Linked DNA regions of Mus musculus: regions 1, 2 and 3 are each linked to region 4. Evidence: chromatin loops called from intact Hi-C (ENCODE). Cell type or tissue: left cerebral cortex. All regions are shown on one strand. Links, peaks and the distances in the headings refer to the core of each region. The heading gives the core; the rest is flanking DNA. Region 1 overlaps Trim9 (tripartite motif-containing 9). Region 2 has its middle 19 kb from the start of Gm51972. Region 3 has its middle 22 kb from the start of Tmx1. Region 4 holds the start of Trim9 (tripartite motif-containing 9).

Region 1 (7,402 bases), core at 1,346-6,345, 65 kb after region 4:
GATGAGGCTGCTGCTGGCTTTCACACTTTAGAATAGACAACTCAGAGCTTTACTGTTCAAAAGTCCAAGCTCTCCTTAAAATGTGTATGTATTGCCGGGCAGTGGTGGCGCACACCTTTAATCCCAGCACTTGGGAGGCAGAGGCAGGCAAATTTCTGAGTTCAAGGCCAGCCTGATCTACAGAGTGAGTTCCAGGACAGCCAGGGCTACACAGAGAAACCCTGTCTCAGAAAAAACAAACAAACAAACAAACAAACAACAAAATGTGTATGTATTTTTTGCTTGTTTAATAGCCCTAAGTGATTCTTTTCTCAAGGAAAAACTCTCCAAGCTTCAAACATGTCTTTGTAAAAATTACTGTCAGGTAAATCCAACCCTTCATACGGAGTGTGGGATTGGAGAAAGAGGAAAACCATTTGTCTGAGACCCTGTGGGAGAGTAACGGTATACAGTATTCGTTCATTTACATTTCTCCAAGTTTTGAAGAATACATTATTCTTTAAAGAGTAAAATTATAAATAATACGCTTTGTGGAGGGCGACCCTAGAGCTCTCTGTTTAATCAACGAAATCAGGCCAGGGCACTTCCCCTGTGGCTCCCCATGAGGCCACTCAGAGCATCCCCAGTTGCTCCTTGTGCTTCGGATCCTGGCTGGGTGCACAGAAATGCGCCCCACCAACAGGAGCAAAGAACAGTGAGGCGCAGACCCTTCAGGCTTGAACTTTGAAAGCACATGTGCCTTAGGTAGAAGAGAACAAGCAAGAAGGGCTATAGGGTTACTGCATGTGGTGGGGGCGTTAAACTGGAGTTGAAAAATAGATTACATTTAGAAAAGGGTGAAATAGAAAGAACAGTGCCATTTATTTAGACTGGTGACTTATAAGTGATCTCCTCCAGCATCCATGAGAGGAGTGTGAGTCAAAGCTGTTTATTCTTATAAATAAAGAGAAAGACTTATAGACATGTGGAAAATGGAGAAGCCCTTGGAAGTCAGGATGGGAACTTACCTTGTTCAAACTTAGATGAGAGTGGAGTCCTCTTCTTTAACACCAAGCCTCGCTGTGTGTGATGGAGGACTGTAATGGGCCTGTCATTAATGGGGATGGAGAGTGGTCAGAACAAGTTCTACCTGTGTGTGTACACAGTCTCCTGAGTGGTTCTCGGCTGCTGGAAAAGCCTGAGAGTTCAGGAAAACTACAGACCTTTGTTAGACTGCCTCTTTTCCAAACAGGTGCTGGTGTCCTGTCCTGACCTAAGCAGTGGCCCTCATTACTTTTGCCACTTATCAAAATAAAACGGGTCAAATGATAAATAGGTTCCTGTCAAGACCATTGCTCTTCCGGCAAAACTCTCAACGCTTACCCTGGTTTCATGGGCCACAGAGCAATCCACTGTCCCGTGGGAACTAGGTTAGGTCCTAGTGCAGATGAAAGCCAGGGAACTGTTTGTTCTCCCAGGACCTATTTCTGACACTCCTGTGACTTGCACAGTATCCAAGGAAAGGGACTTGGCTGCTGCCAGCTGCAAACACGGTGCCAAGTGGTTTTCTGGGTCACCAGCATCAAAGTCCAAAAATGCACATCGCAAGGGGGATGAAAAAGACCTCCTTGCTCCTAGGAACCAACTTTAACAAAACAACAAAGCAATAAAAAGCAGGAAGAAAACCTAAGCAGAAAGCTAATGGGTAAGCGAGCTGAGAGAAGACTTGACCAGAGAGTCAATACATACTCCTCACTGGACTCGGGAGATGGCTTAATGGCTAAAGTACATTGATGTGCGAGTACTAAGACCAGAGTTCAGGTTGCCAGCACCCACATAAAATGCTGGGTGGATGTGGTGGCAGCTTCTAATGGTAGCAACTTGAGAGACAGACAGTAGGATTTGTGGTCGCAAAGACTACCTGAATTGGTGATCTCTGGGCTCAAGACACCTGACATCAACCTTTGGCTTCCATATGCACAGGTTTACACATATGAACGTCTGCCTCCCAAGGGCTGGGATTAAAGGCGTGCACCACCACTGCCTGGCTGTAAAACTTTTAATTAAAAATTAAATAAGATTTTTAGACCTTACAAAGTGATTATACTTTTAAAAAGATCTAATTATTTGCCTGATCTCCATAAGGTAGGAAGTATCAGTTCAGAAAGTGGAAGTCAATGACAGTGCACCCCCAAATCACCAAGAGGATTACTGGGGAGCTGACCCCTGTTCTGCATGCTGGAGAATCACCGGCTCCTAAGCAGATCGAAAGCTTCCCGGGAGTGGGCAAATAGCCCCACATTCAGACAGCAACAAGCCCCCGAATCAACTCTCCTTAAGAAGGAAAACTTAAAAGCAGACAGAAAAACCTTAGAGTATTGAATGGTATCCTTATTCTAGTATACGTATGTCATAAATTATCACAATACAACAATAAAATCCATAAGTTAGCAAATGGGTAGATAGAAAACTATGAAGGCATTAAATGCCCTGTAGCAGAGGAGTAGGAATAATAGTTGTTTTTATTATTGTTATTATCACCTAAACTGGGATGTTTACAAAGCCAGTAGCATTTACCGACGGTAGCAACCAGGAAAAAATGCCCCTGGGTTTCAGGTGGGAAAACTCTTTAGAAAAAAACTGCAGGCCAGAAAAGAGGGTTGAGTGCAGCCAGTAGCCATGTGGAAGCTGTAGCCCCCTTACTGACAGCTCCTGCCTTTACCCTAAGAGCAGATCACAGGAGTGTCAACTTCACAGAGGAAAATGTCTGCAGGGTCCTATACAAGACCTTAATGTGCCAAGGTCACCAGATTCACAGAGTTCTAACCTCAACATTCTGACTTCCATAACCTTTTCTGAAGAGTCCTGTTAGCAATGTCCCTTGAGGACATCACCCATCTATCCTCCAGAGCCATTGCCCATGCAGAGAGCTGCACGGACTAGTCTCCTCCATGTGGATCCATTTCCATGATGCACTTGGATTCTGCTCTGAGGGACCTTTCCCAAGTACCAGTGTGCCTCTCTTCTACTGTGAGGTTCTCCCTCTGCCATTGTGTACCCACCTTTCTGTTCTCTCGCCAACCTTAGGTGGTTCGGGACCAGATCTCTCACTGCACGGTGAAGCTGCGTCAGACCACGGGCCTCATGGAGTACTGCTTGGAAGTGATTAAGGAGAACGACCCCAGTGGCTTTTTGCAGGTCAGTTTACTAGCTTCCGCTTCCTGGTCCAGATAGCCCATATCGCAGAGTGTAGGACACATAGATGGGACATCTAGCAGTCTGGTTAGGGTTTGTCGCTCAATAGTGGAACCTACCTGCCTGCTCAAGGAGTGTGCGCGAGCCTGTTGCAGAGCTCCGCAGACTTCCTGGAGGTCTCTGACAGCCAATGCTTCAAGACTAAGAGGAGCATGGGCTGAAGCGGGGTACCGGAAGCATTTGTTCTTGTGCTTACTCATGAAAACATAATTCTCTGTACTTTTCTCCCAAATAAGAGAGTATTGTCTCGCCTGAGGATTGTGCCTTCTCCCTCATAGTTCTGAGCAGTTTTGTCAGCTGAAGTCTGTGTGAATGGTCCCTCCTTGCTGCCTCCTCCTCCTGCTCAGTAAACCAGTTATTTTTCCCAGTGGTACTAGACAGGTTGCTTTGTTTGGGGCTCTTTTTTTTTTTCATTGTCAGTTATAAAGTGCTATGGTGTAAGCTGTGTTTTGCTTGCATTTTTTTTATATATATACCAATGACAAGGCAAAGTACTTTTTTTTTAACTAAGCTAACATGTAGATCTCTTCCAATTCACATTCCGCAACCAGCCAAGAGAGACAGATGGGGCCAAATGTAAGAAATGAAAGAGATCTCTTCCAAAGAGTCAACTGAGAGCCACAGGAAGGTAGCATACTGAAGCTGTACGGAGATGTGCAGCAGCCTCTCTGCCTTGCAGGCCTCCTTCCAAAATTTTGTCTGGCTGCCCACACCTTGAAACAGAAGGGTGGCACTGTTGACTCTATAGAATAAACTAGTTCCTGCTGTACCCTATTCTTTAAGGTTCACAGCATTTGGAAGCTCAGTAATAAATGCATGGGCATAGTTCATGTAAAATCCACTGGCAGCTGCTAATTGTTTATAGTGCCTCCTTCTAACTCAAAAAAAAAAATATTCTGCTTTGCTTCAGAAACTGTGGGCCACTCTAGTCATGCCACAGTCTTTCTCACCAAGCACGCTGAGGCTGGAGGAGCTTGAGGTCCTCGTGGTTTGGTGGCAGTGCTCACAGAGTCCCAGAGCAGTGTTGCGGTTTGAAGGTGACGTTGTGTTTCTCTGATGTGTTTAGATTTCAGATGCTCTCATAAGGCGAGTTCACTTAACTGAGGACCAGTGGGGGAAGGGCACCCTCACTCCCAGGATGACCACAGACTTTGATCTGAGCCTGGACAACAGCCCTCTGCTGCAGTCTATTCACCAACTGGACTTCGTGCAAGTGAAAGGTGCGTCCTTGTGTCTCCAGGGTCAACACGCTGTCCCCAGCGGGTGCTGCTGCTTGCAATACTGTGGATGACCCCGTGATGAAGGTTGTACGATCCAGAGTGAGAGTAGGGGAATGGCCTCAGCAGTTGCGAGCACTTGCTGCTGGGTGTGGTGTGCACATCTATAATCCTGGTCCTTAGGAGGCAGAGGCTGGCAGATTTCTGTGAGTTCAAGGCCAGCCTGGTCTACATAGCAAGTTCCAGATCAGACAAGACTACCTAGTAAGATGTTATCTAAAAAGAAGAATGAGAATCAAAAATCAGGAAAAGGAAAGAAGAGGAAGAAAAGAAAAAGAGCATTTGATGCTCTTGCAGAGGACCTATGCTTAGTTTCTGGTACCCACTTCAGGCAGCTTTACCTGTAATGCCACTTCCGGCATCTGAGGGCACTTACAATGCCACTGTGTATAGCTGAGACCTTTCCACAAGTGACCCCCAATTAGCATCAAATATTGAGGAACTCCAGCATTGAAATGAAAGCTTCTGGTGGGGTGGAGAGCGCGCTGGATGTTGAGTGTGGATGATGGAGAGTTTGAGAGGATGGTGGAAAGGCTGGGGGGGGGGGGAGGAATGAAACCCTGAGAGAAACCTAAAGGTTAGCTTATGGAACTGCACAATATGGCAAGATCTGTCTCAAGTTTTTGTTCTTGTATTTTTTTTTATGTTCGGCACCAAAAGAAAATGAAAGTGCTTACTATTAGACATCGAATCCAGCTATGCAGTGGTATTTATGGCACTGAGTGATCTGCTGAGAACCATTTCTGATTTTTATAGCTTCATGTCTCAAAATACATTCATAGAAAGCTGCAAAAATAGTAAGAAGAGGTCCTTTGTACCACTCACCCCCTTCCTATCTCCCATCCGGCGGTTACATTTTATATAGCTACAAAACAGTAACAAAACAAATGAATTTGACATTGGTGGAGTGTATGGATGATTCTATGACATCTTAGAACATATGTAGATTCCTATAGCTACCACCACAGTCAGGACAAAGATCGATTCCAAAGCCAGGTGAAAAGATGGAGATCTGTAAGCCCAGCTATGAGGAGGCAGAGGCAGGGGGATCTCGGTTTCAGACCAGCACAAACTACATAGTAAGAGGCCATATCGAGAGCAAAACAGAAAAGAAATCTGCACCACAAGTCAACTCCTCCCCCACTCAAGCCCTTGACAAGTGTGGCTCTGTCCTCCACCTCTACCATATCAGTACTTGAAAGCTGAAGAAACCAGGCCAGGCGTGGTGGCACATTGCCTAATCCAAGCACTCAGGAGGCAGAGGCAGGGCTCTGTGAGTTCCAGGCCAGCCTGGTCTACATAGCAAGTTCCAGGTCAGCCTGGTCTACATAGCAAGTTCCAAGCCAACAGGCATTACATTAAATAGTATCTCAAGCAAAGTAGATTTTTTTAAAAACCCTTTTAAGCAATTAAAAAATGAAAGCAGTACTCTTCAAAGTTGGAGAGGAGACTGAGCAATTAAGAGTGCACGCTGCCCTTGCAGAGGGCCAGGGTTTGGTTTCTAGGATCCAGTCAGGTGGGTCACTGCTGCCAGAAACTCCAGCTCCGGAGGATCTAACCTCCTCCGGCCTCTGTAGACACTGCATTCAGATTGCAAACCCACGCATGTACACATAATTAAAAATAAAAGTAAAATCTTTTTTTAAGCTGGAGAACTTTATTTACATTTTCCACCTCTTAATTTAAGTACCCACACAATAAATAAATCCTAAAAGTAGATGCTTTGCAAATTGTACATGTTAGAAAAAACCTCTACCTGTTTCTGCTTATCATGCAGAGAATCCTATAACCAGAGAAGTTTTAATACCATTAGGGCTGTCAGTGTGTTGGTGAACTCATGTGTGTGTTAGGCACTCCTACATCTTTTCACGACCCTCTACTCTTGGTCACTCAAGTTTCCTCATTTTTTTATTGATAGGCATTGCTTTGAGATACTGCCTTAACCAAAGTCTGAAGTGATGTGTAAGTTGTAAGTTAAAATATCGTGTTGTGGCAACAAAAAATGGCAGCCATTGTGGAATGTTAAACAAACCATTCATTATCCAATCGCAGTGCTTTTATTGTCACCTCCATTCTCACAGCTAAGGGCACTGGGGCACAGGAAGCTATGTTACGACAAGCCATGGGGCAGGGGTCCACTCCAGGAAGTAGTTTCAGAACAACACACTAGTGTCATTTCCAACTTGTTCCACAAAACTAGCACCTTCCAGTGTAGCTTCTTTGAGAAATAACCAATTTCCTTTTATACATTTAATTGTGTGTGTGTGTGTGTGTGTGTTGCATAGTCATTTATTTCTGTTTAAAAAATCTTTTTATGATACCTACATCACTAAACCACCTATTGCAAGAATATAGAGCCTCAGCTTAATTCCTCCCAGGCAGACTGTCTCCAATCCTCTCAACAGGATAAAAGCATTAAAAAGTTATGTCTCAAGTAGTGTGGAGCAGGGACTGCATCATAAAAGAGCAGTGCTAAGGCTTCTGGTGGAAGAGGAGAAATTCCAGTCCACCTTGATGATCCTAGGGCAGGAGGAAGGGACAATTAGAAGGTAGAAGCCTCGTGGCTTTGAAATGCTTGGATGGGCTGGCAGAGCAATCTGCTCCCACATCCGCTGCCCTTCTGAGTCTGGTCCATCCACCTGACCCTGTGGAGCCCAGGCCATGAAACTGGAGCAAGCAGCTCCTGCAGCTGGTATGAAACTGAGGTCTGAGAGCTGAGCATCACAGACCACGTGTCCAAGGGCAGTCACGTGTTCGCTTATCGGTGCACACAGTGCTAAGAGCAGGGAATGCTGTATGTGTGGACTGCTCAAGACTGTACACACTGCAGAGAATGCCAGCTACACTACAGCTAAAATGTAGAGCACCCTGAGTCCAGCACCTGACCTGGC
Region 2 (7,402 bases), core at 784-5,783, 58 kb before region 4:
CAAACAGTTCACCATCTGAAAACCAAACATTCAAATATATGGCTTATGGGGGCCATTCTCATTCAAAACAACATACTTGTATATTTAACAGTAATGAGCCTGGGGCCTTGTGCACGTTAGGCAAATGTTCTACTACTAAGCTATAACTTCAGCTCTCCCTCCTCTTTTTGAACTTTCAATTTTATTTTCAGGCTGTATCTTTATTAGTTGCCCAGACTGGTAGCCTTGAACTCTATAGCCTAGACTGACTTTGAATCTGTGATCCTCCTGCCTCAATTCCTGGAGGGGCAGAGGCCCAGCCAATATCTGCATCTTTTAGCCTTTACATCATCAGGATGCTTAGTCACTCAGTAATCTTGGCTTTTACCCTAAACACTGTAGTTATGGCATGATTAAATATACATGCTTTGCACATAGCTAAAATAGGTCCTGGCACTAAATATGTTTTATCTAGCCCCTCCCCTTTTCTCATATGAAGAAGCTGAGGCCCAAATAGATTAAGCATGAAACATCCAACATGTCAGAATTAGGATTTCAGCCCCATAACTGTCCAGATAGCTATCTGCTATGGAACTGCACACGAAGTTTTCTTTCTTTGTTGTTGTTGTTGGGTTCTTTTTTTAGGGATTTATTTATTATATATGTAAGTACACTGTAGCTGTCTTCAGAAACTCCAGAAGAGGGTGTCAGATCTTATTACTGATGGTTGTGAGCCACCATGTGGTTGCTGGGAATTGAACTCAGGACCTCTGGAAGAGCAGTCGGTGCTCTTAACCTCTGAGCCATCTCTCCAGCTCATATGTGTGTGTGTGTGTATGATTTTATGTAAGTCTTATACCTACATACAAATAATGAATCGCCAACCAGTCTTATCAGTCTGGACAGCTGACATGTGTTACATTTGCTTGGAACTAAGATGTGTCTTCTGTCCTAGCTTGCCCTATAGGATATTAGAGGGGCAGGAACTAGGTGATACCTAGGTCTTTCTAGACTTTCAGTCTATGAGGCAAGGAATCCAGGTCTCACTAAAAAGCTATAAAGCTATCCATGGAGTCTATTTGAATAGAAAGACAAGGAGCACAAAAGATCAAGTAGTTTTGAGCACAGGGCCTGGCTGGCCACCACATTGTGGTCATCCACAATGTGAAGAGCAGCTGCTGGGTGATGAAGATGGAAAGGCTAAGCCACAGGAAGTGCAGTCAGTGGAGGGACCTTAGATTTAACCTGACGTTCGTCTCAGCTTTCCCCTTGATGGTATATACATTCTTACTTTGAGTCTACTTTAGTGGCCAGTGAGTTTTTTCTATAACTTCCTCAAGGGAACAAATTCTTTCATATCAGCAGCTCATATAATTTCCCTATATTCAGCTTATAAAGGGATTTACTTCATTACTGGTTTATTTGCTGAGACTGACCCTTCACTGCCTGCCCAGGTGGCTTTTCTAGGCTTGATTGCATGTGGAGCTAAGGTTTTGATTGACAGTGCTCCACAACGGAAGTGGAGACCTCGAGGATTACAAAGGCAGGGAAGAAGGAACTTGGGTTCATTGAGCACCCACTGGTATACATTTGACATTTTGAGCATATAATTTTCTTTACTTCTAATTACTCATGACATTTCATTATCTCAGTTTTTAAGGCGAGAAACCTAAAGTTCAAAGAAGTTACATAACTTATCAAAGATTACAGATTTCTCAAGTGGAGGAAGTGCGATTCAAGCTCAGCTTCCCCCTGACTCTGAAGTCTACTCCCTTGCCGCTCTACTTTGTAGTCACACCCATAAGATGTTGACTTTCGGTCAGCACTAAATTTTCTATGAACAAACAGGAGAGGTAGAGGTATTTACCCTGTGTAAAATGCATGCATTTTACATGATACAGAAGAGATGATGAATCAGAAGTGACTCTACTTAGAAAGCACACATGAATCTTCTAAATAAAATCATCAGATTGATAAAGTTATTACATATTAAATTTATTTGTTCAGGTGTGTGGTGTGTGTGTGTGTGTGTGTGTGTGTGTGTGTGTGTGTGTGTTTGTACATGCTCATGTAGTGAGCACGAGAAAGCCAGAGAGCAGCTTTAAGGAGTCATTTTTTCCCCTATTACACAAGTCTCAGGGAATAAATTCATGTCGTCTTGTTGGTTGCAACTACCTTTGCCCACTGAGACAGCTTGTCAGCACATGGTTGATAAGGTTTTAATGATATCTCATTTTTCATTGAAAAAAAAAGTATGAGTCTGGCTAGTCAACCTGGCTGGGTCTCTGAACTGAGTGGCAACCTGGACCAATTGCTCCATCTTGGTGTCAAGTGGAAAGTTATGTTAAGTAAAAAAGCAATGTGACAATTGACTTTTTAAAATTGTTCTGGGAGATAAACAGGAAACAAAAGGAAGTTACCAAAAGACAGATCCCAACAATACTTAGAGGGAGAATTATAGTTGTATAAGGAAGTGAAGGTCACGGGACACCTTCAAACTGACCAGGGAATCATCTGGGAAAGATGATGTCTGACAGCATCCTGTGGTGGCCTCTGGACTCCAACAATCCAATCCTGTTTCCTTACTGAATCTGTCTTTATTCTGTTTTGGTCAGAGCCACTGTCTACTTCCTGGGTAATTTCAGGACATCTTAACCTTAAAATGTATATGGATTCTGCTGGCCTGAAGACTGTTATCTTCTTCCAAAGCCCCGTTCCCATTCGTCTTCCCCTGCACCTTTTGAGGGAGGAGCCCTGTTGAGCATCTGCTCTGGGATTCATGTCCTGTCCTCCAGCTATGCAGAACACCCCCGTTCCTGTGGGGGCGGGAGGCTTGGCTCTCCTTTTAGAAGCTCCCTTCTGTGCTGTGCTAATCACACCCTCAGTACATTTCACATCTTATTTTTAGGAGCAAAGCATACAGAACCCCAGCACCAACAGCAGTTTCTGTGGCAACCTGGATCGCCCCCCCCCCCCCGTTTGTCCAGCTGTGCAGAATTAAGCTCTAAAAGAGGCCATTTACATCATGGAAAGGAGATTCATTCGAGATGATGGTGAACCTTTGAAAAGGTTCTCCTCTAAGAGAGAATTAGCTAAGAATTAGGTTGGAGGGGCGGGGTGAATGAGGTGAATGGAAGAAATAGAACCTTTACTTGGAGCTAGAACTATTATAAAATCCCAGGTGTGCCCAGGCATGCCCTAGTTGCCTTGATTTTTTTTTCCCACAAGGCATCATCTCAGATGCAAAAATAGGATTTAGACCAATGAAAACTAGTTTGAATATTTATATCACTGGGGTTTGTTGATAAGCTCTCCTGGACTCCCTCTCTTCGCTGGATCTTCCTGGATGACCTTCCAGACATTTTGACACAGTTCCTGAGTTTTCTTGGCTAGCTCTTTCAAGCCAACTGTTCTACTTCCCCAGGACACCTTCAGCTACTTCCCCGGGGACACCTTCAGCAAGCTCGCTCTTCCTAGCAGTCAACACAAGCCAAGTACAAGGGTAGGCCTGGGAAAACACCGTCCGAAAAGTATGATCTGGGCAACACCCAAAGACAGTCCTCCCCCAGTCAGCCCAATCCCCACTTCTAGGTCATATTGTGCTCAGGATTACAATGGTAACAGTGTTTGGGGTCAGGTTATTTGATTATTCATAATTCTAAACAGGTGCACATATGCTTTGGAAAAGCAACATCTTGGTATCTTTTTTTTTTCTATTTTATGTAACACCTGATTTTAAGAAAATGAAGCACAGCTGATATTTTAAAAATATCTCTTCTCTAGAATGTCTGCAAAGAAAAATAGGAATTAATGTGCCCAGGCCTAGAGCATGTCACTTACCTTAATAAATAACTGAGCTACAAGTTTCCCGAAGCCAATCAAAGAAAGCCTTTATTATAAGTCATCACGCGATTAGATCGTTCATATGCTCATATGGTCTTCTGGAAGCCTACAGTTGGTAGTCTACAGACCAGTGTTTTATAACATCTGAAAATGAACCCCAGCCCTGCCATACTATGACAGTTTTTCATTAGTGTCGTCTCCCATATGTGTTGGGTGCCAGAAAATGTCAGCACTGATAACTTGACTTTTTAAAACGTGGGCCACACTTCATGCTACCTTTAAATTTCAGTGTTGCTATGACATCAGCAAAATCGGTTTAGCTGTAACAACATGAGACCCTTGTTCTCTGTCTTTTACCTCAAAATTAGCTAGCAGCAGCAGACTCCCAAGATCCCTGGAGTCCAAGTGACATTTGGTGAGCTATACTTGAGGACCAGCAGATAGCAGACTAGTGTGTAGGTTTCTTTATTGCTCAGAAAGGAAGTATAGTGGGAAGAGAAAGGAGGGCAGTCGATCCTGGTTTATTCTCTCATTGGATCATCACAGGCAGAGGACACAGAATCCTTAATACCTAGACTCCAGGAAGGCGACCCTCAGGACATCAATACCAAAGGAGCTGATAAAAAGACTGAGTGCTCTAAGTGTAGTTTGTGACACCCCAGCAAACCCCACGTGCACTGATCTAGACCGATACCCTTCACACTTTTGGAAGTGAGTAGAAGACTGTTGATTCCAAGCGGCGATGAGGAGGGAGGTGTGGCTCTGACTCTGCATCTCCATCCCCCATCTGTGTCAGAGTGATAGCTTCTGGCTGTGCTCTCTGGCTGAGCAGGGGGATTTGTGTCGTCTTCCCTAGGCAGAATGGCTGCCACTGGGGCCCAGGACCTCAAAAGCAGGTGCTAGCAATCCAGTGATGTCCAGACAAGTATCCGTAAAGGAAGCAAAGACTAGCATGAGTAACAATAACAGCAGGTTCTTGTGGTGTGGCCCACAAGCAGAACCCGAGACATCCAAGAGCTGGGGATGCCTCATTCTCTCTATCCACGGATAGCCCCAGAAGATGAGGGTTTCTCCGTCATCACTGCTAGAGTCAAGTCCATTGTCCATACATCTTCAGTGGCAAGAAGCCCCTTTGTGACATAGTATGTAGATTTCACTAGAGGTACAGAAATGATGGGGTCAACACTGCACACCAGTTGTGTAATTTCCCTCCACTTGACCTCATAAGGTTGAACTTGACCATTGTTCTCCCTCCCTTCCTCCCTTCCTCCTTCCCTCCCCCATTCTCTCTGATTAGCCACCCTTACCTGAGAATTAGAGGTCATTTGGCTCATTCAGCAATCAAGTTCAGTTTTCTCTGTCTTGCTTTTAGGTTTACGATTATTCAATTTTTTAGTAAATTTACTAACACCTGGAATTTTGCACTTCAAGTTTCTTAAAAGAATGGTCTTTCATTTTCTGGGAAAACTATATGCACACCAAATCCTCTCTGTTGTTGTTTCTCTGAAGTTCTCTCTCTTTCTCTCTCTCTGTTTGTCTTTGTCTCCCCCCAACCCCCGTCTTAATGTCCCAGATTTCCCAGTAGCTCACTCACTGTTAGCACCGAAGTCTGACTGATGAGGTCTCACCTGATGAAGTTATCATATTTAGTGGAGAAAGTTAGCCCACTCACTTTTATTTTAGCTATCTATTTTTAGGCATATTTTTGACTTTAAATTCTTTGTTTTTTCATATTTCCTATATGCTGTGTTTCTCCCTTTTTCTGGACTTTTACCAGGGGTTCTTTTTCTTTCTCGGCAATAGAAATTCTGTTTCTTTGGGCTGTGTGAAAACTCCACTGTCCCAGGACTCAAGACCTTCTATTAGGGTGCTGGTCTGGGCATTGCCCTTACCTTGAGGGTTCAGTCAGTGGGAAGGAGGTAGACATCCCGAGAGACATCATTTCTACGTGTATCCCTGTAGTCAAAGTTAGCAGCAGCACACACTTGGCTTACAAGAGAGCCTATGCTATGCAGACAAATTTTGAGTCCTATAATGGCTACAAATCCCTTGAGTACAGAAGTGGGGGGGATGAATATTTGGGGACAATCTGGCAGCCTTTGCTTCAGCTGAGATGTTGACTTTCTGACTTATTGCAAGGATTAATCTGCAACTCTTAACTCCTTATCTAACCCAAATAAAACCATCAGTATATGGCTAGGTTTTAGGTAAGTGCTCTGACTTGATGCATTTTAACAATGTTCTAACTTCAAATGTCTTCAAAAGGTTTGAGCCCCAGAGCAGCACTATTTGGAAGATGTGGAACTTTTAAGTGATGGGACCTTGTTGAAGGTCCTGACTTCTGTGGGAATATAGCTTTGAAGAGGATCATGGGACCCATGCCTCCTTCTGCTTCTGGGTCTGTGGTATAAGCGAATGTGCTCTGTCGCTTGCTCCCCCTCCCCCTCCCTCATCCTCTGCTCTACCCCACCCCCACCCCCACCTTCTTGGACTGGAAACACTATGAGCTAGATAAACCTTTGCTCTTCATAAGCTAGCTCAGGTATTTTGTTACAGTAGCATGAAGCTGACTAAGGCAAATGCATTAACACACTTTAAACCCGGTTCGTTAAATGATTTTGGCAATGTTCCTTCTATTTCCTTTAGGTGGAATAATTTGAGAAGTATTGGTATTAGGTCTTCTTTTAAAATCTGATAAAATTCTGCATGAAAACCGTCTGGCTTGCTTTTTTTGGAGGAGAAGGGATGTTGGGAGAATTGTAATGGCTACTTCTATTTCCTTAGGGATTATAGACCTATTTAAATTGTTTTCCAGATCTTTATTCAACTTTATTAGTAAGTGGTATCTATTGAGAAAATTGTCCACTTCTTTCAGATTTTCCAATTTATGCCGTACAGATTTTTGAAGTATGATCTAATAATTCTTTGGACTTCTTCAGTGTCTCTTATGCCCTTTTGTTTCTGATTTTGTTAACTTCAATATTCTCTCTGCGTCAGTTAGTTTGGACAAAGCTTTGTCATTTTCTCAAAGGCTCAAGGCTTGTTGATTTTCTCAAAGGGACAACTCTTTGTTTCACTGATTCTTTGGATTGTGTTCTTTGATTCTGTTTTATTGATTTCAGCCCTCAATTTGATTATTTCTACTCCTCTTAGTGAGTTTGCTTCTTTTTGTTCTAGAGCTTTTAGGTGTGCTTTTAAGTTACGACTAGTATGTGACCTCTTGAATTTCTTTATGAAGGCACTTAGTGCTATGAACTTTCATCTTAGCACAACTTTCATTGTGTCCCATACATTTTGGCATGTTGTATATCCATTTTCATTGAATTTTAGGAAGTGGTCCCTTTTTATTGGTGGATAGAGCACACTGACATTGAGAGATATTAACAACCAATGATAATTAATGATGATTAATTCTTGTTATTTTGTTGCTGTTGCTGGTGGTGGTGGTGGTGGTGATGTGTGTTTCTTCTTTGGGTTTTTCTAGTGTGAGATTATTTATTTCCTGTGTTTTCTTGGGTGTAGTTTCTCTCTTTGGACTGGAGTTTATCTTCTAGTACTTACTATAGGGCTGGATTTGTGG
Region 3 (7,402 bases), core at 1,641-6,640, 84 kb before region 4:
TCCTTTTTCTAGCTCCTTCATTGGGGACCCTATGCTCAGTCCAATGGATGGCTGTGAGCATCTGCTTCTGTATTTGTCAGGCACTGGCAGAGCCTCTCAGGAGAGAGCTATATCAGGATCCTTCCTGTCAGCAAGCACTTGTTGGCATCCACAACAGGGTCTGGGTTTGGTGGTTGTTTATGGGGTGGATCCCCAGGTGAGTCAGTCTCTGGAGAGTCATTTCTTCAGTCTCTACTCAACACTTTATCTTTGTAACTCCTTCCATGGGTGTTTTGGTCCCCCTACTAAGAAGGATCAAAGTATCCACACTTTGGTCAATCAGCTCCTGTTACAGGATTACCAGCCTCTGTCCCACAGAGGAACCTGATGTGAACGTTTACCAAGTGGATCCAGATGGTGAAAGTCAGCTGCACCCCAAAATTGACAATGGCCCTAGACAGCAGGAAGCAGCTTAAGAGACACAGCACCTTTTTCACCATCGGCGTCCCCCTCTCCTTTTTTCCCTTCTCTTTATAATAACAAGAAGGGAGGTATGTTGGTATCAGAACCTTTGAAACCCGTGACATCACATAGGTGATACCCGTAGACCTGTTGCCAAGGCAATAGCCACTATATTCCCAGAATCTACTTGGCTCACCGTTCATCTTTACCTGATTACATCATCATCCATATTTGAAGAAAGGCCCCCATAATCTATCTCCCCCCCCCATTCACTTTCCGCCACCATCTTGCACCTCTCTCCCAATAAACCTCACATGGAGCTGTTTGGTCTGGTGTCGTCCTTCTGAAGCCATTCGTGGTTTGAGATCATGACAAAGTGCTCACCAATAGGCAGTGGGGATGGCACCATGGCCAGGCGCTCACGATTCCTGAAGAGAGAAGTCACTACCTCAAATCCCGTCTTTCACTGTGAATAGCCAGTGGCTTAGGGCAAGTAGTGTTGGACCATTTTGAGGTGTACATGAGTTAGTATATGGGATACACACTCAATGAGGTATACGTGTTAACTCAAGATTGCACAGAAATCTCAAGGGAGTTGTTCAAATACAGTGCTCTTGGATAACCATGAGCAACTGAAAGAAAGTGCAGTCCCTCCTAAGCCCGTCTTACCATGTCCTACCACCCACTCTGTCTGGAACCAGAGGCTGAGTCGTGTAGCAAGCACCTTGTGCACACTGACAGACAAAGACATCTTAACAGACAATCATCGTCCTCCACAGTACTTACTTCAATTTCCCAAACACTCAATCAAAGTCTAAATAACACTACTTCTCGTCCAAAGACATGTTAGCAAGCTTTGCGTGAGGTTAATCTGCCTTCACTGATTAGCGGTGGGACTGCAAGTAAGAGACTTGACTTCTCTGAGCCTCTGTTTTCTATGAGTACAATTAGTTAAACAAAAACAACAACAGCAAATATTTTGTGGGTGATTGTACAGATTGAGATAATATTTAGAAACTAAAAGAATTGTGGCCCTCTGATGACTATTCTTGGTTGTCAACTTGATTACAACTCAAATAGCTAAAACCTGAAAACGAAGGCCACACCTATGAGGGGTTTGGTCTCAATTTGAAGTAGGAAGATCCATTTCTAATCTGGATTTTTGAGATAGACACACCTTTAATCTGGGCCACACCTTCAGCTGGAAGCCTAAATATAGATGGCTTTTGCTTTTTTTTATTTTTTAGTTTTATTTATTTATTTTGCTGGAAGAAGAAACCTTTTGCTATTTGTCTTCTTGCCCTTGCCTTACTAGCCAGTCCATTCTTTATTGGCATGAGAGCCTACTTCTTTGGGATTCCAGAGTATACTGAAGACTGACTAAATGAAGACATCTAGACATATGGACGGAACAACTAATGAATTCTTGAACTTTCTGTTCCTAATCAGCCATTGTTGGATTAGCTGGGCCGTAGCCTATAAGTCATTTTAATAAATCCCCCCCCAGGTGTGTGTGTGTGTTTATATATATTCATTCTATAGGTTCTGTTATTCTACAGAACCCTGGCTCACACAGATTTTGGTACCAGGAATGGTTCTAGAGCAACAGAAGTACAAAGATGAATCTTTTCAGTACCTAGAATAGCCTTTTAGTTTGCTAATAGATACAGTTACTGAAGCCTCTCCTGGGAGCTCAGAGAGTGCTGAAAGCCCATGGTGTGGCCTCTATTACAAACTTAAGGAGACAAATGCATTTGAGCATGCTAATTCAGCAACTGCGAGGGGCAGGCAGTGCAGCAATGGATTTGGTGACCCTGTGTGTGAAACTTTTGGCTGTTTGAGGAAAAATAAGGAAAATGATGGTGCTGGTTGGTTGCTCTTAGCATCTTTGGATAACTTGACAAAGACCAGAGATGCTCTTCACGACAAATTTAACCAGCTTCTAGCATCTCAGAATACAGTGAAGGGCAACAATGACTTTAGTGATAAAATTGACTGGACTTTCTGTTTACAGCTGGCCATTATTTGATTAGCTGGATCACAGCTGTAAGTCATTCTAGTAAATTTACACACACACACACACACACACACACACACGGAAAGAGGGATTCATTCTCTACATTTTGTCCCTCTGGAGAAGGCTGACTAATACAGGTGCTGAGAAGGTATGTAATGAGTGGTAGCTTAAGTCCACATTGGGATTTTCAACTGTCATAATTTCATTTTCTTTGTAGAGACCTTTAGGGGTTCCACAGATGGACATCCAGACATACACTCAAAGCTTGTGGGAATCGCCGCCTTCCTATTGACCTCCCTTACCTCACTGCCCAATCACAGTGGGCTACTAGAACGATCCAGAACCTGACACCACACACCATATGATACGACAATGGACTATTTAGCCAACTTGATGGGTATCCAGATCCATGGGTAGATACTACAGGTGTCTTCAATGGGATTAACTTCATGTTTAGTGCACTGGAGATTGAACCCAGCACCTTATGTGAGGGAGGCAAGTGCTCCATCCCTGAGCACTTTGATAAGACTTTGAAAGTCGTCTTTCTTGAGATTAACCCTTAAGTGACTGGGTAAAGAACACTGCCCTCCACGTCTCGTGGCCTCATCCTGATGGCCTAGATAGAACAAAAGGGGCTGAAGAGGATAGAAATCTTCCTGCCAATAACCTTCGAAGTAGACCACAGACTCTTTCCTGCCTTGGATGTGAATGGAAGCACCAGCTTTCCCGGGGCTCACACCTGCCAATCTCACACTGGAGTTGTGTTGTCAGATCTCTGGCATCTCAGGCTTTGACTGGGAATGAAGCTAACCTAGTCTCTTCACTCTCCTTAGCTTGCCAAGCACCCTTTTACCCTGCTGGGACGTGCCAGTCTCCATGGCTGACAGCCAGCTCTCTACAGCAAATCTCAATCAATCTGTCTCTCTCCTCTCCTCTTTCTCTCGATCCTCCCTGCTCTCTCTCACACATACACGCCCCACTGCCACACACACACACACACACACACACACACACAGAGAGAGAGAGAGAGAGAGAGAGAGAGAGAGAGAGAGAGAGGTTCTGGAGAATCCCAACACATCTATCTGCCTTGTCTTCTCTGTCTAAACACTGTTCTTGATTCTCTGGTGACCTATTCTATCATTCTTTTAGGAATACATATTTACTTTAAAGAATAATAAGCACAGGCTTGCCCCACCCCCAAGGTTAAGAGATAAAGAGAGGTTCACGAACACTCTGCTTATTAAAAAAAAATCAGTATCTTCAGTGATCACAGGACTTTTGTTTATGCTTTGTTTGTTCCTTGGCCTAGAACTGACCCTACTTTCTGCATGTACTTTGTATGGTATAAAGGCAGCATGGGAAAAAATAAACTTGCTTCAGCCCTTGCTGGAGTCATACGTTTAAAAAAAAAATCAGTATCTTTTCTATTTGTATTTTGAAAACTTAGAGAATATAATCCTGCGTTGATATTTCACTTCCTACTGTGAAGAAGCTAAGGAACTTAGTTAGATGTGGCCTGTAAGCTGTAAAGATCCCTCATCACTCTGGAGATGGTGACAACATTTAAATACAACCATGGAATGGGACCAATAGGATACCAGAAAGAAAAGTTGTAATCGTGGTTCAGTGTCTGGAATTAAGGAATCTTATCATGAATACATTGTTTCTTTCCAAAAAACCTACACAATATTCCTTTGTTTATAATAACTGTAACGTTTTGCTTGTTGTCTTGGCTAATTATGTGGAGCCACTAGGGGGCAGAGGATGGCCTTCTTATTGCACTTAGTTTTAAGGGCTTCATTAAGGAAGGGTTTTAAACGGATTTTAAAATCACATTACAGATGTCATAGACGCACTTGTCATTTCAGTAGTGACCCTGGTATGAGCAGAGAGTCTCCTGTCTGTACCATAGTTACGATATGAATAACAACAGCCAGAGCACAGAGGTTTATGTTAAGTCTGTTAGGTACACAGTGCAGACTAAGAGGGGCCAACGCCTCGGGGTGATTATTCCACACAGTAGCTCGATAGGCAATCTCCATTATCCAGAAGAGGAGACTGAGCTCTGAAGAGGATGTGCAACATGCCCAGGGCATCAGTAAATAGGGACTGGATCCAGATCAGAGCTGTTGGACTCTGAGTCATGAGTGATCCATCTCTGTAGGTCCAGACATGGGGCACATTTTATTTTCAAAAGGGAGTATCACCTTGTCATGGTTTGGTGTCAGGCATATATTAGCTTCAGATCTGATATAATATTTTCAGTGCCAATGAAAAATTAATGAGTTTGATACTTGGCATTCTATGGAATGGAGAGTTTATAAAGGACTTGCGGCCATATAAGTAAGCCAGCCTGTCCTCTCATCTTTCTAACCACATTTAACCATTCTCCTAACACTCATTTCCATTGCACTGATATTTCTAAATAGATAATTATTCAACCAAAGCCAATTTTCCCATGATGCCTCTCTAATCCCTACATTTAAAATCCCATGCAACAGTGTGATGGGAGAGAATTTTGTCGATCTCAATTTAAATGTGTAAAATAAAATACCAGAACTGTTTAGAAAACATATTTCTAAGTCCAAGGTGCTTGTCTTCAAATAACCATATCATACACTAAGAAGACATCCAGCTGACAGAAGGCATTCATGATAATAAAGGGCGTTTCTCTTTATTTCCTACATAGCAATTAATAACTGCGATATATGGGGGGGAGGGGAGAGATTTTTGAAAGCAATGTGGGCTGGGACTATTTTATAAATGTGAGGCAAGGTGATCTAGAATGTTTTCTTTCGTGTGCATATGTATCTGGCTTTACATATTGTTGTTTAATTAATGTTTAAACTTAGCATACAAGGTCTTGGGTTCCATACATACATGTAAGAGGTTCTAATTCGTGCAGGTTTTTATAGTACTACATGACTCAGGCACTGTCTTAGGCTGGTTCTCTGGCTCATTGGTTGGTTTACTGGTTTCTTAAGTTTACTTACTCTTATGTTTCCTCTTGCTCTTCCTCGGACAAAAGAGATGTGTAAACTTCTCAGACCCTTTCTCCTTTTCTATGTATCTCCTAAGCCCTTTGTTTTCCTGCTGAGAAATAGCTGTGCTTTGATTACCTAATAAGTGTCAAGAGCCGTCACCTCTCCATCAGAAATGGCAGTTCCATTTTAACAGAATGGGTACAGTTTTAGCAAAAGAACCAAAAGAAGAGGAGGGTTTTTTTGTTCTGTTTCGTTTTATGTGTGCATTTGTGGTGTTTTTGTTGTTCTTGTCTTCTAAACAGTGTCTCACTATGTAGTCCTGCTGTCCTGGAACTCACTGTGTAGATCAGGCTGCCTAGAACTCACCAAGGTCTGCTGCCTCTGCCTCCCAAGGGTTGGGGTTTCAAGAGTGTGCTACCATACCTGACTTGTTTTTATTTTTGTGTTTGTTTTTGTTTGCTCACATAGTGTATCCTTGTCCCCATTATTCAGGCAAGTAAGATGACAGCAGCTTCACCCAACCATTCGCTTTGCTTTATGAGGTCTGCAGAAGGTGTTCTGGCCTGGAGGACAGTCTTCAGTGACATCAGTCAGGGGACCTCTTCATCTGCTAGGACCTCAGCTTCTGTGTGGGATCCTCTGCACTCAGTTGGCAAATAAGAACTATAAGGATATAACAGATCCCCTGGCACCCTGGCATGACAAGCCTGGGATTGGGCCTTGTCATTCTGCCCTCATTTCACTAGCTTCCACTCAGTTATGTGCAAGCTATGTCCTAATCCACGGCCAGGAGCAAAAAGACATAGAATCTGACTGTGTCTTTGCCACACCCACGGTGGTAGTAGTAGTCTTATAGAAATTACTCTCAGCAAGTCTTTCTTATACAGAATTGATTTTTGATCCCTAGACTGCAGGATTTTTGAGAAATGGCCCTGGGACATTTCACCCCTACACTATGGGCCTTCAGAGCAGTTGTTCTCAACCTTCCTAATCTTGCGGCCCTTTCATACAGTCCTTCATGTTGTGGCAACCCACAACCATAAAATTATCTTCATTGCTACTTCATAATTGTATGCTGCTGTTATGAATCGTAATGTAAATATCTGATATGCAGCATATCTGATATGCAAGCCCTTGAAAGGGTCGTTTGACTCCCAAAGGGGTCACGGCCCATAGGTTGGGGACCACTACTTTAGAGTAACTATGACTCAGTTCTCCATATACACAACAGATCTGCTTGAAGGATCCCAGGCTACTGAAAGCACAGCTAACATCAAACCCTTTACATGCTGTGTTTCCAATATTTACACACACACACACACACACACACACACACACACACACACACACATACACACACACTGACTCTGTCTCCATCCAGCACTCATTGCACACTGTAGTCACGGCTCTTACAGTTGCAGCTGGGATAATAAAACTAGCGCTGCCCTTTTCTTCCTTGCAGTTTCCCCAGAAGACCTGCCCTTACTATAGATCTTAGCGACTTCAGCATATATTTATTATCCTGAAGTTAAAAGTTTTCAGATTTCATTTTATAGTAGTGGCCCTCAACCTTCCTAGTACTGTGACCTTTGATACAGTTCCTCATGCTGTGGTGACCCCTCCCACCATAAAATCGTTTTGTTTTGTTGCTACTTTTTAACCGTGATTTTGCTAAGCTTACGGCTTGTAATATAAATATCTGATATGCATGATCGCTTGTATGTGACCCCTGTGAAAGGGTCATCCGATTCCCCCAAAAGGATTTTACCCATGTCATGTGAACAACACTAATGCCTAGCGCCAAATCTGTTAACCAGGTTGTTTAATTATTAGACATTATATTCAAGTATATTCATCTTTTTTAAAAAATATTTAAAGTTGCCTAGGTGTTAGTTTAGTTAGTGTTAGTTTAATGAGATGGTTTAGGCTTTAGCAAAGGGTTTAATCCCTTCTGTGGTGA
Region 4 (7,402 bases), core at 936-5,935:
GTGAATGGTAAGCTTCATGGGGCCACATCCGGCATTTTCAAACTGAGAACATCTGCAGTCATTACCAAGAATGAGGGAACTACAGGACCAGCAATCCCACACTCCAGGGCTCAGTCAACCGCCAGCTGGGACAGAAAAATTAGTCTCCCTGTGGGCTGGCATTTCTACAAGGTCACCAATTGCATTCAGATTTTTTTTATGCCCCTTAAAAGATAACTTGGGGTGGTGGGCTTTAAAGCACACCTTGGACAAGTAGTACAACATGAGAGAACATCTTCAAAGGCCTAACAAAAACAGAAATTAATTTTAAAAATGTTAAACTCTCAGAGAAGCTAAGCAGGATAGCAAAAGATTAACATTTCAGGTTCGTTACACCAGAACCTCACAAAATATGGACTATTTACTTGGTGAATGAAGAAAAGGAGCTACAACCTTCCCGCTCTTGGGTTCCAACCCTAGCCTCACCGGTGCTGGATCGTGAGAGGTTCCTCTGGTTTTCTTAGCTTCAGATCACTAATCTGACAAGTGGCAATAACTGTGCCCATGTGGTCATATTACAGGGACTGGCTCAAGTCGTGATGCCAGGAAGAGGAGACTTCCCAACAAACGGCAGTCATCTGGAAAGCTCTCTAGGAGGGATCGATGTGCTAGTTCCTGACCAAATAGATCTAACAGTTAATTCACCTCAAGCTATTTCCTAATTGACCAACTGTTCTATAAATCTGTATCGGATTGAGGCTATTTGTGTCTGACACCAAATCAGACCATTGGACATGCCCTCAAACTACCCACCCTTTCCCGTGAACCAAGCATAGCCTGTCTGCTAATCACCAGACCTCTTACATGGTATTCTGTGGTAGGCAAAACCCAGACTTGGGAAGAATGACACTCTTTACTTTGCTAGCCAAGGTTTCTCTGACTTGCGCAGGTGAATACAAAATACACGAAAGGATTGTAACATACACGGGCATGGATGCCCCTTTCTTCTTAAGAATTAACTACTTAACATGAGCAAAGTGTCTTTGGACTAATAGTCTATATATCCTGCACTAATATAGATGATGCCCCAATCAAATCTTAAGAAACACTTTGCCTATAAACAGACTGCATATAACATTAGCAGCTCCGGTCTCAACTAATTAAAATGTGGGTTAGGAATAAACCCTGTAGGATCTGTGACTAACATAGTTTTAAATAACAATGTGAATTTTCCTCCCACACAACCAATGATCAACTACTGTAATCATTGTGCTAAAAAATATATTTGCAAGATAATTCAATTTATTTGTACTATTTCTCCAAAATCAAGATTATAGAAAGTACTTCTTTTCTCTGGGAAAAAAAAAAGTGCTTTTAAATTATAAAGTAAGCTATGAATAATTGTTATCTTCTGGAAATTGAAAATTTGGAAGATCCCACGAACTTGAAAACCATTTTTGTCACTTGCTTCATGAATCACTCGGAAAATTAACTATGTATGCTCCCAAGATAAATTACTTCCTTGGAATGTCACTAGATTCAAAGATTCTCCCCCATTGAGTAGCAGGCTGATATCTTTATTCAAAGATTCTATCATTGTCATCATTTCAAGGGTTATACAGGCAAGAGGCAGGACTTATTATCTCTAGCACCGTTTGGGGGAAAGAGAAATCGGTTAGAATATAAGGGCTATCACTGGATCCCTCGTTATCTTACAGAAGCAGAAATAATATCCCACCCCTCTTCTGGAATTTATGGTAGATGCTAAGGGCATGTGACATTGGATAATATTGTTTGGAATCTTCAGTACCATAGCGATTCGTTCACATAGCTAGTTAACAACCGATAAACACTCAGAAATACACAAACACTGCCTGACTCAACTCAACTAACCTTCCTGGGGCCTCTCGAAAACTGGGGGATGGAGCTTCGGGAGGTTGGGGAGGGTGAGAGGTACCTTTGCTCCAAGGCGTAGGGCCTCCGCACATTTAAAGCATGTAGCGATGGTGGCACAGCTTTTGGGGGAATGCTGAGCCTTTGCCTCGGGTAGGGAAAAAGCTACCAGGGATGCAGAAAGGGGACACTGCAGCCATGGCACACCACCATCTTCCCTAAACACCAGAGATGCGGGCGCTCCAGCTGCTTCTGAGGGTTGGAGAAAAGCCCAAAAGGCTCCAGGAAGGCTCGGGGGAGGTGCTGGCTCTACGCCAGCAGCGGAAGGAGAAGGGGTGGGTCGGCATGCAGACCAAAGCTGGAAGGCAAGCGCCAAGCGCTGGCGACAGGCAGCAGCAGCCCACTCGCGACCGGGAGGGGTTCTCACGCCCCCTGCTCCGGGGTGACTGCACCCGAGCTCAGAAGGAAGCGTGGAGGGGGGTAGGAAAGGATGAATCATCCCGCCCCACTTCTTCTCGGCTTGCGCCAGCCCCCTCCTAAAATCCCGCAGCAGCCAGCAGGCGATGCCGGGGCTCCAGCTCCGACTCATAGAGCCCTCAGCGACCTGCAGAGGAGAGGAGACGGACAAGGCGGGAGGCCAATAAGAAAGCAGCTCTCACGGCCACCGTCCGATGAGCCTCCGCTCCCTGGCGGGGCGGGGCTAGCAGTGGGAAGGGGGCGGACCCGGGCTGGCGCGCAGCGCGGAGGCTCGGTGGCTCACAGAGAGAGCGCATCCTGGGGAGTCGGCGCCTAGGCGACCGGGGAAGGCGCCACCACCGCCGCCGCTGGCCAAGGTGCTGGCCACCACAGGCCCATCGGCTGCTTCGCCAGGTCAGGCCCCCTCCGCCGCAGCCGCTGCTGCCTCGCTTCCAGCCAGGTCCCCATGGAAGAGATGGAAGAAGAGTTAAAATGCCCTGTGTGTGGCTCCTTCTATCGGGAGCCCATCATCTTGCCCTGCTCTCACAATTTATGTCAGGCGTGCGCCCGCAACATCCTGGTGCAGACCCCGGAGTCCGAGTCCCCCCAGAGCCGCCGGGCCTCGGGCTCTGGGGTTTCTGACTATGATTATCTGGACCTGGACAAGATGAGCCTGTACAGCGAGGCGGACAGCGGCTATGGCTCCTACGGAGGTTTCGCCAGCGCCCCCACTACCCCGTGCCAGAAGTCGCCCAACGGCGTCCGCGTTTTCCCCCCTGCTATGCCGCCACCGCCCACCCACCTGTCACCGGCTTTGGCCCCTGTGCCCCGCAATTCCTGCATCACCTGCCCCCAGTGCCACCGCAGCCTCATTCTGGATGACCGGGGGCTCCGCGGTTTCCCCAAGAACCGCGTCCTGGAAGGGGTCATCGACCGCTACCAACAGAGCAAAGCCGCGGCCCTCAAGTGCCAGCTCTGCGAGAAGGCGCCCAAGGAAGCCACGGTCATGTGTGAACAGTGCGATGTCTTCTACTGCGACCCTTGCCGTCTGCGCTGCCACCCGCCCCGGGGTCCCCTAGCCAAACACCGTCTGGTGCCCCCGGCCCAGGGCCGCGTCAGCCGGCGGCTGAGCCCGCGCAAGGTCTCCACCTGCACAGACCACGAGCTGGAGAACCACAGCATGTACTGCGTGCAATGCAAGATGCCCGTGTGCTACCAGTGCCTAGAGGAGGGCAAACACTCCAGCCACGAAGTCAAGGCTTTGGGGGCTATGTGGAAATTGCACAAGGTGAGTCCTATGCAACCCACCCCTGACTCCCCGCGCCCTAGGGTCCTCCAGATTTGCAGCACTCGGTCCCTCCTAGGGTGACAGCGCATCCCAGTGGGGGCGCAGTGCAAGTGCCTTCGGCGTCTGCCTTGAGATCTGGTGCATTGCAGGAGGCTCAGGGGACGTTTGAGGCGACGCAGGGAAGTTGAAGGTCTCCAGAGAGTGGTTGTAGGAATACCTTAGCACGGGTCTCCCTTCCCATGCATTCTGCCTGTGAGCTGGGCCTAAGATGCCCCCTCTTTAGTCTGCAGCCTATCTATGGTCGCCACCACCATAGGGCAAAGCCTACTTGGTTTGACGGAGGCTCGCGGGTGGCAGAGGCCTCCGGGCATGCGCCTCTACAGGGTGGGCTGAGGGCTTGGGAGACTAGGGCAGGTCGGGGCAGTGGGGTTGGGTAGACCTCAGGGGGCTATCTCAGCAAAGGAGACAGAAGCCCTGATGCACAGCGGGGGCGGGGAGAGACTCCGTGGCTGGAATACTGATGAGTTGGCTCTGAGCTGGACCTGACTCTGCTGAAAGAGAAGCAGGTCTGGGTGCCCAGAACTCCTGTGGTCCTATGGCATACAGTCTAGGCCTTAACCCTCGAGGGTGGGGACCTAAGGCTGAAGCAGAAGGACCAGAGTTTTCTGAGCGGTCGCGTACTAAAACCATCCTTCTCTCCAAACCTTTATTCCACCAGGGTTCAAACCTTTTCCCTTTCAGTAGCTGCGTGTACAAACTTTGAGACACCTGTTAGCAGAATTCCCTTTTGGGTCCCCTTTGATAGGGTCTCTCCCCGGGCTACCGAGAAAGAATGCTATTGACATGTTGTCTTGGGACTCCTCTACTCTGATGGCTTCGTGTGATTCTCAGACCATTCTTAGAACATTCTAGCAAAGCCTACTTGACGTGTTCCTCTTGTCCTCTTCCGCTGATTGACCCTGACTCTCTGCTTCTGTGTTTCTTGCTGTTCCTCAGCCAACCCCCGGGACCTTCCCTTGGCCTAAGCCTTTACATTTGTGTGTTCTTTCCCGAGATTCTCTTCCCCAGTGCCTAGACAGGGCAACCCTCCCTTATCTCATTAACTTTGTTCAGACGTGTTAAGCCCAGATGGAGACTGCAATGACCATTTGATGACCACATGCTTCAGACAGTCCTTTGTTCCCCGTTTTATTTTTCTCAGTAGTATTTATCACCATGATAACATGCACATGCTAATTATGCTGGCTTTGTACTTATCTATTGCTCCTTCCCCCACACGTACAAAACAAGATAAGCTTTGTGAGGAAAGAGCTCTTTTTTATTATTAGATATTTTCTTCATTTACATTTCAAATGTTATCCCGAAAGTCCCCTATACCCACCCCTCTCCTGCTGCCCTGCTCCCCTACCCACCCACTCACTCCTGCTTCCTGGCCCTGGCATTCCCCTGTACTGGGGGCATATAATGTTCGCAAGACCAAGAGCCTCTCCTCCCAATGTTGGCCGACTAGGCAATCTTCTACTACATATGCAGCTAGAGACACGAGTTCTGGGGGGGGGGGGGTACTGGTTAGTTCATATTGTTGTTCCACCTATAGGGTTGCAGACCCCTTCAGCTCCTTGGGTACTTTCTCTAGCTCCTTCATTGGGGACCCTGTGTTCCATCCAATAGATGACTGTGAGCATCCACTGAAAGAGCTCTTTTTAATAACATGTTTATGCTGCTTAGAAGGAAGGAGACCACTTTGCAGAGATGTGCTTTAAGTCAACTTTACTTTTCAAGTATACCATTTGGGGGGGGTGGCGTCGGTGGGTGGGCTGCCCAGCATTGTCAAAGGAGAAATTATCTTTACACCACTTTAATTTTGAAAATTAAAAACAATAGTTCTCAGACATGATTTCTTCATAGTGTGATTCTTCATCCAAACTCGTGACTGTAGTCAGGACATAGTTGGTCTAGAGTGGAATTTCTCTACAGAGTATCGAAGAAATGAATGGCCCTGCCTGGGCAAAGACCGTACTGCTACATGTTAATTGGAATGGTATGAAACACAACATGTGTGTTCATGAAGAAAAGCCCCCCTCTGTCCACAAAGACCAAAAGGAACCTTCAAATCTCTGCTAAGCTCCATGTACAGTTGAAATGTCAAGCTGTTTGTTAAGCCCGATAATGCAAATTGTGGGTAGACATTATGGTTGAAAGTTTTATATCTGCTTAAAAATAATGAGAAATGGAATAAATGGCTAGAAGACCATGACTGGATTTTGGCACATTTTTTTCCAGAAAAATAAATCCATTTCAATTTGTTCAGTCAATATCAGAGTGACTAAATGGCCTGGAAAAGTTGAATGGGGAATGATAGATTTTAATACTCATTTTTTTAGAAAAGCACCTAACATTATTTCTTAATTTATTTTTCCCTAACAAGCTAATACAGTATTGCTGCATTGCCCACAGCTAGACTCTGTCCTGGTATTTCTGTCTCTGAACATGCTCCCAGGCAAGAATTGCTATGACCTTTAAAACACAGGAGAGCAAAAGGCTCTACCTCCTTCCCTCGGAGTCTGGGCACTGAGTTATGAATGGTTTCATTCATATTCTGTGATAGTAACCATTTCTACTGCTGAAGAAAATCCTGTGAATAAATATCCGTTAGGCACAGGCCATTATCTTACATAGGCAAGGCAAAATAGTTTTCAAGTAGTTTTAATAGTGGTTAAAATTTATCATCAGATTACCAAGTTAATTTTTTAGATATTTATGACCTTGAAAATCCATAAGTAATACATGAAATAATAATCCAAACCAAATATCTGGTAGCAGTCTTTATACTGTATCATCATTTATGCTATCCCTTTTTCCACGTCAGGCTGAGAGAAAACCTTGCAACACAAGAGAGTTTTGCAGACATTTTGAAATAAGCTTTTGGAGCTACTAACTCACTTTGTAATTTTGTTTGGTTTGGTTTGGTTTTGAGATGAGGTTTCTCTGTGTAAGTGCCCTGGCTGTCTTGGACTTCGTTTTGTAGACCAGGCTGGCCCCAAACTTACAGAGATCTGCTTGCCTCTGCCGCCTGAGTGCTGGGATTAAAGGAATGCACCACCACTGCCAGCACCACTTTGCGATTTTTAGCAGTTCCCAAGAGTCGCCATAGTCTTAAACTCTTGATGGTTTACCAATCACTGAATCAGTAAATGTTTCATAAGCTTCCTTCCGTGTTTGTGCTGCTAAATATTTTTTTTCTTTTTTACCCTAGACACGTGCTAATTCGTCTAGAGTGTCTTTCAAATGACTTTGCTTTTAAATTAATTAACTCTGGTGTTTTGAGATTGAGTTTTATGTAGCGTAGGCTGCCCTCTAACTAGCTATGTAGCCAAAAATGACTTTGAATTCCTGACCCTCCTACCCTAACCTCCAACCACCTTCCTTCCTTTTTAAAACTAATATTTACAATGTAATCATTTTCAAATAAGTCATCAGTTGATTATCCTTTTATTTCTAAACTATGCTGGAAAAATATCTGCTTAGTTATAGCAGTGGTGTGTAAAATGTCTCAGATGACCCCTCTAAGATAACATTCTGTTAATATTTATTACAGTGTGTGGAACACACAGTGATCATCCTGACTCTCCCTCCCAGGTGCTGGGGTGAAAGGTATACACCACCATGTCAGACTCTTTTCAAAGTTTTTTCCTTTCTTGTGTGCGTGTGCGTGTGTGTGTGTGTGTGGGGGGGGTGGTGGTGGTGTTTTTCTTTATTTGCAAGTTTGTGGCAATAAAGTTTAGA

The links. Hi-C counts contacts between places; a loop is a spot of excess contacts. Peaks named below come from ENCODE experiments on the same cell type or tissue, not always from the same donor. Only the 100,000 strongest peaks of a DNase experiment are listed, where the experiment ranks them.
Region 1: a loop joins it to region 4, with 3 times the contacts of the local background. A loop is called at or near these places in 5 of 42 quality-filtered maps.
Region 2: it touches region 4 in a loop (9-fold over the local background); 5 of 42 quality-filtered maps call a loop at or near these places.
Region 3: it touches region 4 in a loop (8-fold over the local background); 15 of 42 quality-filtered maps call a loop at or near these places.

The regions. Positions count from the first base shown.
Region 1 is chr12:70,277,608-70,285,009 of GRCm38, reverse strand. It overlaps Trim9 (tripartite motif-containing 9), which reads left to right. Exons shown (of 14, transcript NM_001286388.1): 4 at 3,067-3,177; 5 at 4,301-4,454. Among named protein-coding and RNA genes, the nearest start is that of Gm38467, 50 kb to the right of the region's middle. In left cerebral cortex, for the core only: no CTCF peak of the experiment used is centred there; DNase peaks (open chromatin) are centred at 1,500 and 3,873; H3K27ac peaks cover 2,684 bases.
Region 2 is chr12:70,399,909-70,407,310 of GRCm38, reverse strand. No RefSeq gene overlaps it. Among named protein-coding and RNA genes, the nearest start is that of Gm51972, 19 kb to the right of the region's middle. In left cerebral cortex, for the core only: no CTCF peak of the experiment used is centred there; DNase peaks (open chromatin) are centred at 2,799 and 4,363; H3K27ac peaks cover 3,607 bases.
Region 3 is chr12:70,427,546-70,434,947 of GRCm38, reverse strand. No RefSeq gene overlaps it. Among named protein-coding and RNA genes, the nearest start is that of Tmx1, 22 kb to the left of the region's middle. In left cerebral cortex, for the core only: a CTCF peak has its summit at 4,215 (motif pointing right); DNase peaks (open chromatin) are centred at 3,270 and 4,225; H3K4me3 peaks cover 199 bases.
Region 4 is chr12:70,342,561-70,349,962 of GRCm38, reverse strand. Trim9 (tripartite motif-containing 9) reads left to right here and starts at 2,349. Exons shown (of 14, transcript NM_001286388.1): 1 at 2,349-3,616. The coding sequence starts at 2,795. In left cerebral cortex, for the core only: CTCF peaks have their summits at 2,680 and 3,711; DNase peaks (open chromatin) are centred at 2,426, 3,052, 3,742 and 4,069; H3K4me3 peaks cover 4,794 bases; H3K27ac peaks cover 4,733 bases.